Linked DNA regions of Homo sapiens: all the other regions are linked to region 1. The links are chromatin contacts, found by Hi-C or POLR2A ChIA-PET in ENCODE. All regions are on one chromosome and are shown on one strand. The core of a region is the stretch at or near the end of the contact, and the rest is flanking DNA. Distances in the headings are between cores, read along the strand shown. Region 1 holds the start of PMS1 (PMS1 homolog 1, mismatch repair system component). Region 2 overlaps NAB1 (NGFI-A binding protein 1). Region 3 holds the start of NAB1 (NGFI-A binding protein 1). Region 4 holds the start of HIBCH (3-hydroxyisobutyryl-CoA hydrolase).

Evidence for each region. A loop is a pair of places that touch in the nucleus more often than their neighbours do. ChIA-PET counts read pairs that join two places held with the same protein, here RNA polymerase II (POLR2A). Pooled maps may share reads with other maps.
Region 2: a loop to region 1 is called in a pooled map, with 5 times the contacts of the local background. The contact joins the enhancer-like site here to the promoter of PMS1 in region 1. A Hi-C loop is called at or near these places in 7 of 37 single-sample maps with no recorded cell type and 10 of 50 pooled maps. POLR2A ChIA-PET finds 5 or more read pairs at or near these places in 2 of 52 experiments (BJ and activated CD4-positive, alpha-beta T cell).
Region 3: a map of gastrocnemius medialis shows a loop between it and region 1 (6-fold over the local background). The contact joins the promoter of NAB1 here to the promoter of PMS1 in region 1. A Hi-C loop is called at or near these places in 8 of 168 maps with a recorded cell type or tissue (CD4-positive, alpha-beta T cell, CD4-positive, alpha-beta memory T cell, CD8-positive, alpha-beta T cell and 3 more), 2 of 37 single-sample maps with no recorded cell type and 24 of 50 pooled maps. POLR2A ChIA-PET finds 5 or more read pairs at or near these places in 2 of 52 experiments (B cell and MCF 10A).
Region 4: a map of B cell shows a loop between it and region 1 (15-fold over the local background). The contact joins the promoter of HIBCH here to the promoter of PMS1 in region 1. A Hi-C loop is called at or near these places in 14 of 168 maps with a recorded cell type or tissue (A673, B cell, CD4-positive, alpha-beta T cell and 11 more), 13 of 37 single-sample maps with no recorded cell type and 25 of 50 pooled maps. POLR2A ChIA-PET finds 5 or more read pairs at or near these places in 5 of 52 experiments (H1, HEK293, HepG2 and 2 more).

The regions. Positions count from the first base shown.
Region 1 is chr2:189,782,767-189,786,205 of GRCh38, forward strand. PMS1 (PMS1 homolog 1, mismatch repair system component) reads left to right here and starts at 1,684. Exons shown (of 13, transcript NM_000534.5): 1 at 1,684-1,827. It overlaps ORMDL1 (ORMDL sphingolipid biosynthesis regulator 1), which reads right to left and starts at 1,573. Exons shown (of 5, transcript NM_016467.5): 1 at 1,503-1,573; 2 at 248-357. RefSeq lists enhancers at 860-1,746, 1,032-1,111, 1,202-1,261, 1,272-1,501, 2,052-2,101 and a silencer at 1,642-1,691.
Region 2 is chr2:190,677,004-190,680,442 of GRCh38, forward strand. The region is part of intron 6 of NAB1 (NGFI-A binding protein 1); the gene reads left to right. Among named protein-coding and RNA genes, the nearest start is that of NAB1, 30 kb to the left of the region's middle. RefSeq lists an enhancer at 1,735-1,784. Within about 2 kb of position 1,633, at least 4 of the 41 ENCODE cell types and tissues checked have a DNase peak (open chromatin) inside an H3K27ac peak, as active enhancers do.
Region 3 is chr2:190,647,318-190,650,756 of GRCh38, forward strand. NAB1 (NGFI-A binding protein 1) reads left to right here and starts at 1,766. Exons shown (of 10, transcript NM_005966.4): 1 at 1,766-2,043; 2 at 2,529-2,665. It also overlaps a transcript of NEMP2 not described here. RefSeq lists silencers at 1,027-1,076, 1,087-1,136, 1,217-1,266, 1,297-1,666, 1,677-2,276.
Region 4 is chr2:190,317,915-190,321,353 of GRCh38, forward strand. It overlaps HIBCH (3-hydroxyisobutyryl-CoA hydrolase), which reads right to left and starts at 1,912. Exons shown (of 14, transcript NM_014362.4): 1 at 1,802-1,912. The coding sequence starts at 1,836.

The DNA of each region.
Region 1 (3,439 bases), core at 434-2,933:
AGCAGTAAAGAATCTTCAGCATTTGACTTTAGGGTAAGACAAGACTTGTTATTATGGTTCTATTTGAAAAAATAGTTACAATGCCTTTCCAAAAGTTTGTTTTCTAGCATGTTGTTTTACTGAATAGGAAAATTCAAACTGAAAGAGAAAACCTACATTTTCTTATATCATGAGAGCAAAGTGAAAAGCCAAAAGCTAAATTTACCAACATAATAAATTTATATTAAAAAGAAAAAGCAGAACTCACCGAGCCAGTGTGTCAAGTAGTCAGACTCTTATATTTGACTTAATGTATCCATAAAGAATGGTCAGAGTTCAGATCACTTCTTTCTGAATACTCAATGTGGAAGGTACATGCTGTTGACATAATGTGGTGTAAAATTTACATGGTCAAGGGATAATGTTTGTTTCTCAATTTTGTGATTAAACTAGGTGAAAATAAGGAGTCTTCTGAATATTTCTCTAGTCAAATCAAAAACTTCAGTTTTCTTTCTTCTTTTTAAAAAAGGTTTTCCCTTCTCCTTTCCATTGAAGATGGACTCCAAAGGAAGAATTGATAATAGTTCTCAGTTCTTTTAATGATGGTGTTTACTTGAGACTAAGAATTGCTTAAAATAAAACTGTCCTGAAGAACACCTATCATCCGACGGAGGGGGAAAACGAGGCTAGATTATATTTGGAACAGCTGTGATTTTAAAATACACAAACGCTTGTATTACGGAGTTAGCATACAGAGAGGAATTTCTCATAACCCCTTCCAGCAAATGTTTCCGGAGTATAATGCTCCTTCCGCTCTAGAGACCCATAGAACAGGCATCAAGGGTTAAGGGGACGAAAAGTTAGTTACACTAAGACCGCTAAAGCCTCCAATTTATATGTGTAAATCTTTCGTCTAAACACCCATGATTTATCATACATTAAACTATTATGTCATACTTAGAACATGCCAACACTCAAGATAGTTTTCCCACGTTCCACAGGATGGAGGCCTGAAATTTACATCTCAGCTGGAAGGCAAAGCTGGTGCGGTACTCATCCTATTCCAACCAGAAAACCTTTTCCCAGCAGGTTTGCCGCGCTGCCCACGACTGGCAAACAATGACCTTACAGACCGTGAAGAGGCTGTTGGCTCTGCCCTCGCCGGTGCCTCCGAAGACGGCGACCCGCAGCGGCCCCTCAGGGGAGTCCCCCCTGCTAGACCGACAGCCCGAGCGCTCTGGGCCAGAGAAAACTCAGCAAAAGCCGCCGCTGCTACCACCTCAGCGCCTCCCCCAACCCGCCCCTTCCTTCTCGCGGCCGCACGTCACGTCAGGACCCTGGCAAGACAACGAGGATTTGCGTAGGGGGCGAGCCTCTGAGGCCACTTGGCTCTTACGGCCACGCAGGGCGCCGCAGATGCAGCCGGAGCCCGCTTTTCCCTCTCAGGACGACCCCTAGGCCGCCAGCAGTTCCCTACCGACGAAGGCGACTGTACAGCGTCCACCGCGTTCGTGCCCACTTACCCGCCGCCCCACTCCGGGCCGCCGGCTCGCAGCAGGACCAGCCCGGCTGCTACGGCCGCGGATACACGCCCTCAGGCCCGGCGCTGCGCAGCTTGCGGAAGCTTTCCCGGACAGACTCGCTGCCAGCGGATTGGCTGCGAGCAGCGCCAATCTCACGTTGCCCCCGGGCGAGGCGGGACTCAGTGCCGCGCTCTCTGCACCCGCTCTGCCGCGCGCGTGCGTGCTGGGTGCGGGTGCGGGTGCGGGGTTGGGCCTGCGCATCGGGTGAGACGCTGGCTGCTTGCGGCTAGTGGATGGTAATTGCCTGCCTCGCGCTAGCAGGAAGGTAGTGTGGTGTGACTAACGGGTATTTATTATATCCTCGATGGCTCGAGGGCCCCGTCCCCTCTACTCGTCCTGGTCCGGGCGCGAACGCTATAGGGCAGCTAAGGGCGCTCCCCGCGGGGCGGGAAGCGAAGCCGGGCTTGCGGGCGCGCACACGTGGAACGCGTTTTCTGAGCAGGTCTGGGCTCCGGGGTGTTCTGGCTTGGTCTTTGTTGCGTCCCATTCCCCAGACCCTTCTGGGTGGAGGACTTAAAATTTGTTTTCCAGGCAGCAGATTTAACCCATGGCAACTGTAACTCATCTTGTGTGAGTGGCGGTTTATAGTATTGTATCCTGTGGCATCATACAAGGGGTGCAAGTTAAACTCTTTAAAGTTAATCACGATTTTTGCTCTTGGCCTTCTGGGTTTATCCGTACGCCGAAGACAGGCACCTGTATTACATGCTAAGGAAATGTGAATACCAAAAATTGATCCTGAGGAAAGTCTTGATTAGGTTTTTTTGGAATCGCCTTTGAAATGTAATTTCCCTCACCTTGGCAGTGCAGAAAGTTTGTGATTTTTATTGCCGAAATAGCTTTCAACATTTTGAAATTGACTTAAGAGAATGTTGGCTGTGTATGTCTGTATCTTGCATTTCTGTTGGCTTTGTGAACCTAATTGTTTTGGATTTAGTCTGATCTTTAAATAAATGATTTCTTTGTGTTCTCTCTAATGGAAGTCTGTGAGTTCTCTGATCTTTACTTCTTTTTTAGGCACACCTGTTGTCCTTAACTGACTTTCCGGGTCATCAGCACTTCTTCAGAAGTGTTCCTTTTCCCTCCCAGCAAATATGGAAGACTGACTATCCTGATATTCCCAGACATTCTTTGCTGTGATTTGTAAGCCCGATATAAACCCTTCCATTTGGTACACATATGGTATAGAGTGCTATATTCCAGGGGCTATGCTAGCGATGTGTGATTGATATAAAACCCCTGTCCTCAAAGAACTCTGAGTCAGGAGCAACAGACAGAAACACATATTAATAGAGTAACTTGTGATGAGGTTAATTAGAAATGAGGTAAAGGGGGACTGCAGGGGAAGGAATACCTAATCTGTTGGCAGGTGAAGGAAAGGAGGCTGCAGCAGGGAAGAAAGGCTTGAAGAGTTGATACTGAACTAAATCTGGAAGGATGATTAGAAGTCAGCTGAGAGAGAACCATGTGAGCTGAGGAAGGAGTGAGTGTCACCATGTTAAGAGAGACAAGTTGGCTGGGCACGGTGGCTCACACCTGTAATCCCAGCACTTTGGGAGGCCAAGGCGGGCGGATCACCTGAGGTCAGGAGTTCGAGACCAGCCTGGCCAACATGGTGAAACCCTGTCTCTACTAAAAATACGAAAATTAGCCGGGCGTGGTAGTGCGCTCCTGTAATCCCAGCTACTTGCAGGGCTGGGACAGGAGAATTGCTTGAACCTGGGAGGCAGAGGTTGCAGTGAGCCAAAATCGCTGCACTCTGGCCTGGGCAACAAAGTGAGACCCTGTCACAAAAAATAAAAAATAAAAAAAGACGAGCTGTGCAGTATGATCGCCCTAGAGCACATTTGGGCAACGATGGGATGACTGGGAGAGGA
Region 2 (3,439 bases), core at 383-2,882, 890 kb after region 1:
GGTACACTAATACAAGTAGTGCTGTGTTCAAGCTCAGTAAGATCTTTCGTTCCTAAATACTGTGTTTTCCTGATCTATACATGAAGGCTTGGGTGGAATGAAGTTATAATTCATTGACTTGTCTGATTTTTCTACCTGGAAAGCTCTTATTTATGTAGTAGGTTGTTCCCCCTTAAAGGATAGTTACTTATTTGATTTAAAAAAAAAATAGCAGTATACACATTGCATAGAAGTAATCAAGATAATCTGTTGTCCTTAAATAGTGTTCCTCCTTACAGGGTATGTTAAACATTAAAAAACAGATTTTGAACTTTAATTCCTAGAATATATGAGATGGACATGGAGAAAAAGATCGCCTGCTAGCTTAGGTGTGCCTTAAGGAACCTACCATTTGGAATGAAATCTCTAGGGAAACGTTTCTTCAGCTAGTTAGTAAGTGAGGTTGGAATCCTTCTGCTTAGACGGAATGAATAACATGTCCACTGGAACACAGCCCTCTGTGAGTCCACTTTCAGCTGAAATGAAAATAGATTTTGTTTATTCTTACTTATCTTTTGAATTAGATCTAATTAAATCTTCTCATTCTGGGGCAATTGTAAAAATCGCTACTTTGTATTGCTTTTATTTTGTGTCAGTCCCTACTAGACATTTGGAATTCATTATCACAAACATTCTTGTCTAACCTATGTGGAGGCTTTATGATTTCCATTTTACAGCCAAGGAGAGACCCAGACAGGCTCAGTATCTTCACCTGTGTTGCCAAACTGCTATCCAGTAGCAGAGCCGGGGCTTCCTATCTATGTCTGATTCCTGAATGTCAAAGCAGTACCACCTTCCTAGGTGCTAATGATTATTCACAAAGCATCTTACCTGTGAAAAAAACACTATTGGGGTTATACCTTTCCTCCTAGTACCGTGTGAAGGGCGAAATGTGTGCAGGACTGGTAGTCTTTGAAAAGGGTGGATGGTGGCAGTTATTATTTTCTAATCCAAGAAATGTTATGTAGTAAACAGTTACAAGTTTTGAGTAGAAAATTTAACAATGTAAATTACAAAATATTTAAATATAAGAAATTTTCATTTGATATGCTGATTGTTTATGAGTAAAAACCTTGTGTTGGGAAGATACACAGAGTAAATCAGAAAAATTAGTTTGATTTCCTTATGTCCTACCTATGAAAGAACATATTTAAGGTGGCTTGACAGCTCATTCAAGGGGATGAAAAATCAAGAGCCAAAGTCCCTGGCTCTCTTGTCTTCTCCTAAATTTTTTTAAATGTTAGTTAAAAGTGAATTCAATTGGTAACCTTTCTTTTTCATTAAGAACACATTCAGTTCCATGAACAAATTTGTTATTAACTCCAATGTTATAAGTAACATCTTAGAAGGGAGGAAGGATATATAAAGCTACAGTCTCAGACCTGGTGATGGCAGCTGACTAACTGGACTGAGTGCTATTTCTCATTTGAGTTTTCTTCATTCGCTGAAATTGCTGGAGACTGGGCAGAGATGGGAAATGACAGCATTCTTGACCCTGTGGGAGTCAGAGGTGCAAAGCATTCAGAGATAAGTGGATGAAAGAAATGAGGTTTGTTAATAGAGCCCAGGAAGTCAGAGAACTGGGGCTTGAAGAAGAAAGACCTAAAGGAAACATCTGCTAGCAGTTCCAGCAAGGTGGGGGTGGGAGAGCAAGGAAGGGGGAGGAAAGAGGTTCAGAATATCCACCTACGCTGCTACTAAGCTTGTTGAAAAGAAAGCTGGTCTAATTTGACGTAGACTCTTCCCCTCTGGATCAGAAAAAACAGAAGCATTACAATATGCTATTCATACAGAAAGTGTGATTAGAAAAAAGGAAAATGCACATGTGGGGTTGAGAACATCTGCTGTAACAAGTCATCTAGAGACAGCTAAGCAGTGGCTTTAAAGCAGCTTGCTAGTGTTCGGCAGAAAGGATGAGGAGGCATGGGGATGGAGACCAATGGGATGAGAGTAATTAGGTCATGCACCAGCCTCCGTCCCATAGCTTTTATTTTCTCAGTGATCAGACCCAGAGTCTCGTCAGCAAGGAAACACTGTGATTAATGGCATCAGCCAAAAATATGACATGGAGATAGATTGCTCATAGTATGGTGCAGCTAGCTGGTGCCTGGGAAACAAGCTTACGAGACATAACGAAATTGTGCACCACACATAATGTGAAAGAGACCAGTTTCTTGGGAATGTTCTTACTTTTATTTCTAAGTCATATATTTTGGGGACCTTAAATCTACTTTATGTGACATGCAGTGATAGCTACTCGATTTTGTAGTTTTTCCATCCACAGTGAACTGTCAAGACTGTAGGAGTAAATAATGACTAATGTGCTCAGTTGCAGAGAGATCACTGATTACTTTGGATAATTGTTATTTATTACTTATTTTAGGCTTTTATTTATCTTTATTAATGGTGGAATAGTGTCCATTTTCTAGCAACTTTCACATGTAGAGTTTGAGGTTCCCCCATCCAGCTTTTTCAGTATTCTCATGGTTGAATAATCCTGACTTTAGTGCCACCAGGTATTTGTATGGCAATGTGTACTTTTCCAAGGTTCACTTATTTGCGTTACTTTATTTAATCCCCACAAACTTCCAGTGGGCAGATACACAGGTGGTGTAATCCTAATTTAAAAATTTGGATCACTGGAAATAATGAGGTTTACTTTTTTGCCTGAGATCACACAGCTGGTTCCTAATGTGAAATGCCTAGATCATACCTTTCTCCTGCAAGTTCTTCCAGAAACAGTATTGAGGCATTGGGGCTCATGGGGATTCTGATTGGTGCACTCCACTCAGATTCTGCTGATGAACTGATAACCCTCTAATCTGGGTCTCCAGCCTTGATTTTACCCCAAGCTCCAAACTCACTGCCCCTGCTTACCTGGCTTATCTACACACGGAGGTCTCACTAGCAAATGAGCTCAACCGAATTCATCAGTGTTCTGGCCCCTCCCAGACCTCGTGATCTTGAGTTCCTTATTCTAGAGAATGTCATAACCAAACTCTCAGTTGCCTTATTTCTGCGGCACCTGCCACTGTCCAGGGCTGGGCCTTCACCAGCAGCCCTCTAACCAGTGTCCCTGTCACCACCCTGAACTCCCCTCCTCCGCGTACATTCTCCCCATCACATTCACATGTGATGGGCTTTCTGAAATGCAAATCCGATCAGTCTCTTCCCTGAGACTTTCAATGGCTTCTCTTTGTATTTAAGATAAGATCTAAAATTCTTAACATAGCTTACAAGGGCTTACAGAATCTGGCCCTGTGTTTCCACCTTCCCTCACCACTCCCTCTTTTTCAGTGTATATTGAATATTTTCCGGCTTCCCAGAGTGTGCCCTGTTCTTTTTGCCTCCAGGCATCTGTACCAGCTGCTTTCTTTTGGAACTCTCAGCCTAGACACCC
Region 3 (3,439 bases), core at 516-3,015, 860 kb after region 1:
GAAAAAAAAAGGTTCTGTACTTTATTAAAGTCTTTTTCTTTCAATATCATCATCATCATCCTATCCCTTGCTGCAACATAAAGATGTGGTTTGAAGAATTTCCCATCTCAAAGAATGCCTTGTATCCCCATCAGCGAAGTAGGCACACTCTGGGAGGCCAGCCAGGGTGTGGGAATGGCCTCCTATAAAACTTGATTTTTATGTGTATGTTAAAATGGGATTCTACCTGTCTTTGCAGTAGTTTTATATTAATGAATGCTCTCTAATCTTCAAGAACACAATGCTAAAATTCTTTAATTTTTCCACTTTTTGCAAAGAATTGAAATATAGATTTAAAAAACAGACTTCCAAAATTTTTTTGGCAATAGCTTAAGTACATTTTTCTTCTTCTTCTTTTTTTTTTTTTTTTTTTTTGAGACTGAGTTTCGCTCTTGTTGCCCAAGCTGGAGTGCAATGGCACGATCTTGGCTCACTGCAACCTCCGCCTCCCGGGTTCAAGCTATTCTCCCGCCTCAGCCTCCCAAGCAGCTGGGATGTCAGGCATGCGCCACCACGCCCGGCTAATTTTGTATTTTTTGTAGAGACGGGATTTCACCACGTTAGCCAGGCTGGTGTCCAACTCCGGACCTCAGGTGATCCGCCCGCCTCGGCCTCCCACAGTGCTGGCATTACAGGCGTGAGCCCTGGCCAGCCTAAGTACATTTTTGAAGGTGCTTTAATACTTTGGTTAGCAAAGTTTATGCAAACCAAAAAATTCTATATTGTGCCTTGGGAACTCTAATTTAGCACACACCAGCACTATACTAGCGCCGTAGTTTTTCTACACCATGGACACAAAAAACATTAAACAGTAAAATAAAAGGCAGATTTTCAGGAGGTTAAAAAGGTTGGAATTAAATTACCCGGCCAGCGCGACAGTTGTCAAAGCTGTACTTCGGACTCCCTGGTTCCATTCCTCCCTCCTCCTCCCGTCCCAACGCCAGAGCGGAGGTGGGGAGGGGGCAAGATGGGCGAGGCAGAGATGCTCTCCCAGCCGCCGGTTCTTCCAGCGCCGCGCACCTGCCGCCCCTTCCTCCATGCGGTCGCTGCAGCCTTCCCGCCGGACGCCTCGCCCCCCCGGGCAGGGGCGCACCTGGACCACCTGCCTCCCCGCCTCTGCCCCGAGCCTGCGGGGGCCAGGGGAGCCCGGCGCGCTGTTGTTTTTTTTTTTTTTTTTTTTTTAAAGTCAGCCTCCTAGAGGATGTTGGATTTGGCGGGTGTGCTCTTTGAAATACTATATCGGGAACCTCACACATAATTTTTTTTTTTTAATTGCAAACCTTCCCAGTTCACTCCGCAGCTGGAGAGCAGGCCGGAGGCGGCGTTCCCCACCCGTCTCCCTCTTTGTCGTCCCCTCCCCGCGCCCGGAGCGGGACTCGCGGGAGCCGCCCACTCCCGGCGCCCACTTGGTTCCTCCCAGCTGCCGTGTGAATGGGCCGTCCTCCGGATTCCGCGGAGGGGGCGGCGGGAAGGGGCCGAGCCCCGGGCCCAGCGGCCGCCCCCGCCCCCGCCCGGCGGCGGCCCACGCCGGGATCTGCGTCACTCGGCCGCGCGTGGGCGGGAGCCGGAGCGGCGAATGTAGCAAGAGCGGAATCTCCCAATGTGACAGCGCGGGGTGGGGGAGTGGAGGCGGCGGAGGCGGGCGGGGGAGGGGGAGGAGGGTGTAGCGCGCGCGGGGAAGGCAGGGGAGGGGAGGGCAAGGCGCGGCGGGGGAGGCGCTGCCGCCGCCGCCGCCGCCCGCGCGCCGCAGCCTGGAGGAGCCGCCGCCGCCGCCGCGGCCAAGCGAGCGCCGTCGGGGCGGGTGGGCGGGAAGAAGCGGCGGGCCCGAGGTGGGGGGGAGCAGAGAGAGCGCGCCCACCACCTTCCCTTCCCCCCTCGATGGGAGCGGGGGCGTCCCGGCTCCTGCAGCCGCCAGAGGAGGGAGAGCCGGGGGCCGTCGCTTCGGAGTTGGGGCTGAGCAGTCCTCGGGGAGAGCGCGCCAAGACCGCTGCAGCCGCTGGCTGAGTACGTACCGGAGCGGACGGTCGCCACTCCCGGTCCGCCAAGTGCGGGACACTTTCGCGGCTGAGCGGCCACGGGCGAACTTGGGGCGGCTGAGTCGCGGGGCCACGCGGGCACTTTGGGGGCGGTGTCCGGGGGAAGCGGGCTCCGCGCGGCCGCCGCCGGAAGGAGAGGGCGGCCCCGGGCTCGTGTGGGCGATTCCCGGAGACATTCTGTGTGCCAGGGCGGCGGGGAGCGCGGCCCTGACTCGTGCATTTTCCCTCCGAGAAAGGTTGGGGTGCCGAGTCCGTTTTGCTAACGGGGCTGGGGGCGTCACACGGCGCTCTGGGGGTGTGCGATGTGGGTTGTGCGCGCCGGCCCCAGAGTTTTGCAGCCACCTTCGTCAGGGCAGTCTTTTTGTTTGTTTACTTTATAAAAGTGCTGCACTTACCGTCTCGATTTTCTTCTTGGGTATCTTCCCTTTCCGAATGTAGTTTTCTTTTTAAAAGCGGAAGGAGAGTTTTACATGGAAGTGGCTTACAGAAACTTGGCGCTGAGGTGCAGGGAAGCCAGAAACTCTTTGTGTCTCTAAGGCCGATGAGGAATTTGGAAACACATGTGGGACATACAAGCGTTGGATATAGAGGTGTGTGTGTGTGACCTTATCATGGAGAAACACTGAAAATACTATCAAATCTTTGTGGTCTGCAAACTCAGAGCTTCCAAAGCTTGAGATAGGAAATGACACTTCTGTTAAGCCTGAATGTTGCAGGATCTCGGGGAAAGGGATAGTTGAGATGGAATATACATTTGTCGATTCTGCAGACCAAGCTTTGCAGCGAGTGATCGGGAGGAATCGTAGACTTGCATGTACTTACACCTCGCTCCCTGAGATTCGGGAGGCACGGAAAATTTTGGGATGGCTGTTAATTTAAAATTTCATCTGAAAGAGTCGATTTGGAGTAACTTGTCACTACCAGTTGGTTTGCCAGTGACGTGTCTGCCAACTCAAAGAGTGCAAAGATCAGAAGCTGAAAGAGGAATTCTCAGATCTTGTTTAAAAATATTTTGGCAGTTTTAATAGATAATATGAGATTGCATAGGAACAGAGGAGCCGAATTTAAAATAGATTAGTCACGTAGGAAATGCTTAGCTGTTGTAAAAGTGTTCACGCAATGACTTACCTTCCTAGGTTTTCACTTTTTTGAAAATTTTTCCCTGAACAACATACTGAATTATGATATTTCATAATTTGTGTGTGGGTTATAAGAAGTATGAGGAGAGAGGATGCATAGGATTTGCTTTTTCTGTTTTGGGTGGAGATTGAGCTTTTCCTGAAGACCTGAAAGAGCTGCTTCTGATCTAATCTGAGTGCCAGTAAAAGTGGCTCTTAGATGAAAGGCTTTTTCTTCTCCATATT
Region 4 (3,439 bases), core at 662-3,161, 540 kb after region 1:
CCAGGTTCCAGCAATTATCCTGCCTCAGCCTCCCAAGCAGCTGGGATTACAGGGCCCTGCCACCACACCCAGCTAATTTTTTTGTATTTTTAGTAGAGACGGGGTTTCACTATGTTGGCCAGCCTGGTCTTGAACTCCTGACCTCAGATGATATGCCCGCCTCGGCCTCCCAAAGTGCTGGGATTACAGGTGTGAGCCCCCGCGCCTAGCCCTTAAGTGCAAATTTATATATGAGGTGCAACTGAGGCATTCAGAGGGTTGTGACCAGCATTAGAGCTCAGGGCAAGTCAGGTTAGACAAAAATTTGAGTTACCCTAAGACAGATGATTTGGGAACCAAAAAAAAAAAAAAGTCCAAGAGCTAAACTGGCACTGGGGTAAGGAGAGGCGGTGGAGAGTGGCATTAGAAAAGTAGGCCAGTACCGAAGAAGCCAAGGGAGGCCAGAGTTCAAGTGGGGCTGCCCAACACTGTCAACCATGGCCCAAGGCCTTTTTTCCTCTCAGAAACACTTTCCGTGGCACCCTATTCCCTTATACAGTTGTGGGTTAGGGTATTGTGGACTGGACCATCTTGGCCTCTGCTTTCTAGGATAATACCCACTTCAGGGCTGAGTCTGGAAAAGGCATCTCAGATCAAAGCCCCCAAAATGGTCCTGGCCTCACCTACAGAGTACTGCATCTTGGAACGTGGGGTGGAAGAAAGCCAAGCTGAATTGTGGAAATGACAGATCCTTTCCTAAGTCAGCTAACTTTAACAAACATGTCTTTCCAGTTTGTTTCTCTATTTGCTATTTGCTGACAACACTGAAAAAGCGGCAGTAACGATTACGTGTACTGATTTTCTTAGCATTTACTAAATCTCTCCATGAGCTGGTGCAAGGACAACTAATTTTAAGGTATTAAAAAAACAAACAGAAAAGCAACTCTTAAATGTATAACAAAAATTTACTGAGAATTAGGTCTGTGGATACAGTGTTAGACATCTAGACACTTTCCCCTGAAACTATTCTTCTTAAGTCAAGGAAACACCTCCATCCCTTTTCAGGAAACCCAGAAGGCAAACTCTAAGGCTTAAAGAATCCAGTAATTTAAGTCGTCCTTATTTTAAAGAAATAAGGACGGTTCTCCCTTCAAGTGGGCGCAGCTGCTACCTGGTATGACAGTACAGGGCCAGGCAGTGGGCTGTTTAAGGCGCATGCAGCCTAAAGATGATGGCTACCAGATTTCCTAGGCTGAGCTCAAAGCGCAGTGAGGGGTACTTTCAAAAAGTTAAACAATGTTTGCAAACATGCTCCCCCATGCCACGTTAAATGTCCCTCAACACTAGCCTGAAAGTTCCAAATGCCTATACTGACGCTGCAGCCATGCAAGAAAGCTGAATAAAATCACACCACGGGCAGAGAGAGGTGCAGCAACTGGCAAAGCACCTGTGTGTGCTGGCTGCACAAAACATGCCGCACAGTTCCGCTAAGCTAAATCTGTCCGTGTCCCCAGACTGCACCCAACTTTTAAGAAAGGAAAGAAACTGAGGCCAAAAGAATTAAAGTCGTGTGGGGACAAGCCTGAATTAAGAGCCAGAGTGGCAGAAAACCAGAGTGCTGCTGCAAAGAAGATGCTAGAGGGAGAAAGGAAAGACAGGGACGGGGGCTGGGGCTTGGGGAGGGCCAAGGTTGGGGTCTCACAGCGGCGCCTCTGAGCGCGACTCGAAACTTCGAGGCCAGCAGTCTCCACCCCCGGCCCTTTTCCCACTGTGGCGAGTGCCGCTGAAGAGCCTGCCCTTGGCCCCTCGCTCTCTCACTCACCTCGACATGAGCCTCCACATCTCGCGCTGCCCCATCGCCAAACACTCCGAAGCTAAAGCAGCAGAGCGAGAATCTCCCGGACCGTTCCAGCGCCTCGCGTGAGCCCCGCCCACCGCCGTCCTGCGCCGCCGGGCACAGATGACAAGTCCTCCAGGAAGCCAGAGCGACCGTTTCCGCTACGCGACGGGGAAGGGCGGGGCAAGAACGACGCCTGGAGGAAATAGTTGAGGGAGAGGAAGGGATCGGGGACCGGGCCAGGGAGAAGGCGGAGAGCGAGCTGAGGCGGAGCGGGAAGAGGGAGGATAGAACGGACTAGGGCGGATTCGCAGGAAAGGAGATTGCCCTCTAGAGGCTGTCTTAGCCCAAAGCGCAACCTGTTGTCTAGGCTTGGCCTGCCAATTTGACCAGCAGGGACTGATGTGAAAGACTTTTCTGGAATTTTAGTAATTTTTTATTAAAACGTAAACTTAGTATTCTTTGAGACTCAAGTAGAGGAATTACAGTTGATAAAGGACATCGATGTAGTTTATTCATTCCTAACCCAATACAGCCGAATTCCTTTAATATTAGGATTGAGACATTTTCATTTTTCTTGGGAAAAGTTACAGATCTCCCACTCTTCCTCAAAGACACACAAGAGTTGTCTGATTAAGACATAATAGATATGTCTTCCCAACTAAAGTAAAAGTTGCTGTTATCAGTGGAAGCATAATTACATTCAGAAAGTAGCTTACTCTTAAATGAAACCAACATTTAACTCAACTACTAGGATCCACTGTTAAATTGAGGAAAACGTTCCTCCGCTTCCAGATCCACCCAGATGTGTAGCAGAAGACATTTCATCGCCACTATTAAGTATTGACACATTTATCAGAAAGAAGAAATCCGGTGACAAATTTCAGAGAGGACACATGAAAGGAGTTATTCTTAGTACCTTGATATTTAAAGAGATACACTGTTGAGACTTTGATCAAAAATTACGTTGCTAACCTAGGTCAAATGTAATAACCAAATGCCCACTGAGAAGAGGACAGACAACAGACATCACAGAAGGAACTCCTTACCTGCAATTTGGTTTTTAACTGGCTACAGGACATCACCATCTGACATCACCATCATGCCTCATTCACTGCGCACAGAAATGAACCATTCATCTGACCTAGCATGGTTTACTGGAAAAAGCATGGGCTTTCCTGTTAGTCAGACTGAGATTCAAATCTTCCTTGCCGCCCTAGCTTCATGTGTGTGAAACCTGAGTCTCACAAGGCCTCATCGTTAGAAGGGCCCTGTGCTTGTTTTAATGCTGTGCTATTAATAATTTTTGAACAAGGAAACACAAATTTTCATTTTACACTAGGCCTGCAAATTATGTAATCAGTCCTACCCCTAGCACACTAATAGTTTAATGACCTTGAACAAATTATATAGCTTTTCAGAACCTCCATTTTCTCATCTGAAAATGGATGTGCTGATGATTAGAGGTGTTTGTGAAGATCCATTGAAATATAGAAATATGTGCATAAATTACTTAGGACTTCGTAGGTATCAAGACCTGTCAGTTATGCCACACCTTCCACCAAGCTGTCCTTCCTATTCCTAAATTCTCTATTTCTTCTAATGATGCTATCGTCTTCTGGC